Regions from separate parts of the Mus musculus genome. Here region 1 is linked to region 2. Evidence: chromatin loops called from intact Hi-C (ENCODE). Cell type or tissue: heart. All regions are shown on one strand.

Region 1 (2,500 bases), 1.8 Mb before region 2:
CCGCTCCGCTACAGAGCTGAAGCTGCCGCAAGGCACCCGGAAGATCCCGCCTCCTTTTCTGACTGGCAGGTCCACCTCAAGGCTCTGATTGGCCCTTAAGTCTTGAGTAACGCGAGTACCTCCCTGAGGGTTAGGGTGTGCAGATGAGACTCCGCATGATGGTTGCTGGCCGGGTCTTCCAGTACAGTACCAGACCTTTTCCAGATACATAGAGATTTGCATTTCAGTAGCACTTGTGTCTGTATTCTACCCGTCTGTCTTTCCATCCCGCACCGGGAAGGACCCATCACCTCAGCTCCTGCCGCCCAGCTGCCTGCTCCTCCCCTTTGTAAACAACGACCCTGCGCTTTCTAAGTCGTGGTGGAATCTGGAGCTTGCTTGAACTACCTTTATTCATTAGGCACTTCCCCTTCTTCCTCCGGAAATGAAGGTGGATATGTAATGGAAATCAAGCTTGAAAATTGTAATTCCCAAATTTGACCTGTAAGCCTCACCTGCCCAGGAACCAGGTTACTTCTAGGAATGCTGGGAATTGTAGTTCTTTGTAAGTAACAAGTCCTCGTGGGAAAGTACGGTGGCCAAATTGATTATCTGTATAAAGCCCTACAACATGTGACCGGGGGCTATCCCAGCTGGGAAATTCTGTGGATATTTCTGATCCAGATCCACCGCTTGGTCAGTACTTAATATTTAATAAACGGTTGCTTCAAATTTGGACGGAAATGGTTGATTTGGTTTTCCAATAAAACTCAGGTTTAAGGTATGGAAGCGCATAAGGAAATAATGGTCCCAAATTCGCTCTTCATTCCGGATAATCGAGGGGTGGGCTGACCCAGCCAAGGTCTCCGGGAAATGCGTTCCCTCTGCAGACTCCCGGGGTGAATGGCAGACTCGGAGAAAAACAGTAAGCTTCCTGTTGGTTCCTGGATTCTGGTTAAGGGGATGGAGTTTGTACACCCGTTCGGGCAATTGAGAGATACCTATCGTTTGTTTGTTTGCTTGTTTGTTTTAGTAATTTCTACGTAATTGGGAGTTCATCCAGGGCCATCAGTTATTTTCTGATCAGTTATTTGCCATGGGAGCTCTGGAAACGCCCTCTACTGACGCTGGGAGGTAGAAACTTAAGTAACCCCGCACTTGAGAACTTCAGCTAGGTCCCAATGCCTAGGCTGTCCAACTAATCAGAGACTTCCAGAGGATACCAGGAATTCCAGGGATTATACAAGGAGTCCGCTGAAACAGTCTCCCATCGGTTAAGTTCTCCTAGATTGATGAAACCTCTGTGTAACACCAATTCAATCTATATTGTTGACTCCTGTTTTGTGTTTTGTCCACTTGTCTAGTGCTTCCTCGTGTGTTACCATAGGGTGGGGGAGGGGGGCGACTAAATTAGAGGAAGGCACAATATAAGAATTTACGGACTTAGAAGCAGAAAAGGCCAATTCTAAATATCGTTGTCTTAGGTATCTGATCTGTCTTTGTGTGTTTTGACTTAAGGCTGTAAGGCACAGTGGCTCAGGGAGCTCCGGGTGCAGCATACATAGTTCCGACCCCACCTGCATCTAACTGACTGTGAAGTTGTCTCTCAATATGAGATGCTCTGACTTGGATTGTATTCAGAAGCTACAGACTCTACCCCAGGCTCAGATACTTCTTCTGCCTTCTCCTACCTGTGTCTAGCTGGCAGGAAAGCTGGGTCGAGAAAAACTTAACATTTTAGAACACCAAGTATGTATAAGGTAGATTTGGAGATAGACAATTCACAAATAGCACTTGGGGCTCATTGGATAGCTTTGTAATGTCCAGAGCTCTGCCCCCAACTGCACAGTGCCAGACCCAGCTCCTCTCCAAATTATGGATGAATCTGTGATTTCTATTCTTGTAAGATTTGTTATTTTGGGCTGGTGAGATGGCTCAGTGGGTTAGAGCACCCGACTGCTCTTCCGAAGGTCCAGAGTTCAAATCCCAGCAACCATATGGTGGCTCACAACCATCCGTAACAAGATCTGACCCCCTCTTCTGGAGTGTCTGAAGACAGCTACAATGTACTTACATTTAATAAATAAATAAATAAATCTTTAAAAAAAAAAAAAGATTTATTTAAAAAAAAAAAAAAAAGATTTGTTATTTTATGGGTAAGAATGCACATAGCTATTGCATGCTGGTTTCCAACTGGTCTTCAAAGCATAAAAATTGTTGTTTCTCATTCCTGTAGCTAGTTTACTGGGCTCAAAGTTCACCTCTGGGTTTTCTAGACACTGGAGTTAATATAATAATAGGAATTGAAATATTGTTTAAATATTGATGATACTAACATTGATTTATAATGTTCTACTTTATTGCTGGCTCAGAAAATTAGTTATGGCTTACCCCTTTTCACACCTAGGCATCATTTTATTGGTTTTGTTTTTTGTTTTTCAAGGCAGGGTTTCTCTGTATAATCCTGGCTCTCCTGGAACTCACTCTGTAGACCAGGCTGGCCTTGAACTCAGAAATCTGC
Region 2 (2,500 bases):
TAAGCAAACTGAGACATCATCCCTAGAAAGGCATAAACAAACATCTTACCACCTCCTATCCCCCAACCATGGCCTTAAAAGGCCCCAGTGACAAACCATTCTACCAAAGTCAATCTTTAGAAACCCAAGGAATTTATTGGATTTATTTACAGAGCATGGGGAAAGGTTACTTACAGGAGTGTAGGTGATCTAAACTATCTGCACCACAGTGAGTCTCACTCCAGCAGTGTTGACAAGTTTACCATAGCTGCAGAGATGGGGGGCGGGTCTTCCCTCCAGTTAACCTCCCTCACCAAGCTACATGTAATTAGGGCAGAATCACATACAATTAAACAGGAAGTATGGGAGAGACAGACTAGCTGGGATCTCAGATGAGGCCCCATGACTTCCCTCCATCTCTTCTTCATTTCTAGCTTGGTTTTGAGACAATCTCACCACATATCCTGTACTGAAACTGTGTAGACCCACCTGCCTCTTTCTCCCAAGTGCTAGGATTAAAAGCATGTGTCACCTTGGCTGCATAAGGGAACATCATTAGTTAACCAACCCAATCTTGGGGTTTTCTTGCAAGCCCCAGAAGCTCTGATGATGTTGATAGCTGTTGTGCTCAGAAGTTAATGCCATACAAATAAGCCCTGGCTGAGTGAGGCTGGAGACCTAGGTCAGTCATCACAGCCCTGTTCTCAAAGGGCTTTCAGGTGACAAGGGCCATATCAGGCTTGGCTGCTGGTCCGAACTGGGACAACAGAGATCCCAGGGATCGAATGAGGCCAAAAAAAGAGGATTTGGAGAATACTCCCCATAGAAGGAACAGACATGATGGTTCAGAGAAGGAGTAGCAGTTCACCCGGGAAGACCATTAGTCTACACTCATCTTTCCACATTTAGCACTGGCTGCTTTTTTAGAAGACCCAGGTTCAGTACCCAGCACCCACACGACATATTACAACCATCTGGCAGGGATCTGGCACCCTCTTCTGGCTTCCGCAGGCACTGCTTGCATGTGGCACACTTACATAAGACAGACAAACCACTTGTATTGTTTTTGTTTTTAAATATGGAACCTGAAAATGAATGGGTATTAAAACCCTGCCCTCCTCAGAAAACTGTTAACCTGGTTGGCAAGACAGTCACAATATAATCCAGACAACAACAGCAGGAGACAACAGTTGTGAAAGATACTAGGGGCTGTGAGGTAGTTGGAGAAGACCAACCAGAATGTGTCCAAGTGATCTGGGATCCTTCTGTGCCAGATGCTGAAAATTTGAGAACCTGCCCTAGTCTTAGAACAGTCTTGAGCTGGTGACACATCTTAACCTATACAGTGCTTGCTCTACACCAACAAAGTTTACCTAGAAATAATCACTACTTTACTGGCAAGGACACACGCTTAGCAAAGTGAAAGCTAGAGCTGAGGCTATAACTCAGTTGGTAGAATGCCAGCCTAACATGGAAGAAGCCCTTTGTTCCACCTATCCATCCCAGCACCATATAAACCAGGTATGGTCAGGCATGCCTGTCACCCCACCACAGGCTCATCCTCTCATTCTGACTGTCCCTGTTGTGTGTGCAAGGCCAATTAGAAGACCAGATATAGCAGGCTGGGCTGAACCCTATAGGATTATGTGAAATTTAATTCAACTGCCTTAGAATTGCATCTTCAAGTAGAGGTTTCTCATCCTACCATGTGAATGAGCTTTTCTAGGTAGGGGCCTGGTTCTTGAAAAAGGCTAGAGCAGCCACCTCGCAAATGAGGGAACAGAATATCACCTCTGGTTGAGAACCATACTGGGCATTGATGTCCACCCCAGGTAAAAATTGTTCAATGGGGACAAGCGACAGTGTGGGTTTCTGGGGTACCATGCAGGGTAGCCACATCCCCCATGACTGTGATATCTTCCCCCTTACATGTCTGTAGACATTACAGTCAGGTCCCAATTCCCCAAAATGACTTAGACAGGACTCCAACCTGGTCAACACTCAGCATTCCTCAAAAACCTTGTAAAGTGGATTTCTGTTTGCCAGAAAAAGCCATTACTTTCTTGCCGATTCCTATAGTCCCCTAGTCTCCGGCGAGGACATCTAGTTCTCTATTAACAGACTTCCAACAGATAAGAGCTCCACGCTAGTTCCTAGGCTATTCCAACTAACCTGCCCTCCTCTCACAGCATAACCCCTTATAACTGGCAACTCTTTCCACCAATCTTGCTATCTTCTTTGCTCCCATAGCCCTGGCAACTCCCCACCTTTCCTCTCTGCTCTTCTTTCTCCCTGATAATAACGAGTGAACACATTGGCAGTTTCTTTACTACAATCCCTTGCATACAGAGAGAAAATATTAGTAATGGAATCTTATCAAACCCTTGCCTTTCCAGGTACCTTGCCATACCTATTAATATGGGTTTTAGACCATGGTTCCTGGAGTGAATCAAGGAACAGACGTAGGGAAAGCCCTTACAGGTAGAGGGGAAAAACAAACCAAAAACTCCTTCTCTGTTTT

Evidence for each region. Hi-C counts contacts between places; a loop is a spot of excess contacts. Peaks named below come from ENCODE experiments on the same cell type or tissue, not always from the same donor. Only the 100,000 strongest peaks of a DNase experiment are listed, where the experiment ranks them.
Region 1: a loop joins it to region 2, with 4 times the contacts of the local background. A loop is called at or near these places in 2 of 42 quality-filtered maps.

What each region holds. Positions count from the first base shown.
Region 1 is chr7:41,499,380-41,501,879 of GRCm38, forward strand. AW146154 (expressed sequence AW146154) reads right to left here and starts at 511. Exons shown (of 4, transcript NM_001033530.3): 1 at 1-511. In heart, CTCF peaks have their summits at 472 and 1,091 (motif pointing left); DNase peaks (open chromatin) are centred at 92, 852 and 982; H3K4me3 peaks cover 1,233 bases; H3K27ac peaks cover 1,060 bases.
Region 2 is chr7:43,290,743-43,293,242 of GRCm38, forward strand. No RefSeq gene overlaps it. Among named protein-coding and RNA genes, the nearest start is that of Zfp715, 21 kb to the right of the region's middle. In heart, a CTCF peak has its summit at 996 (motif pointing left); no DNase peak of the experiment used is centred here.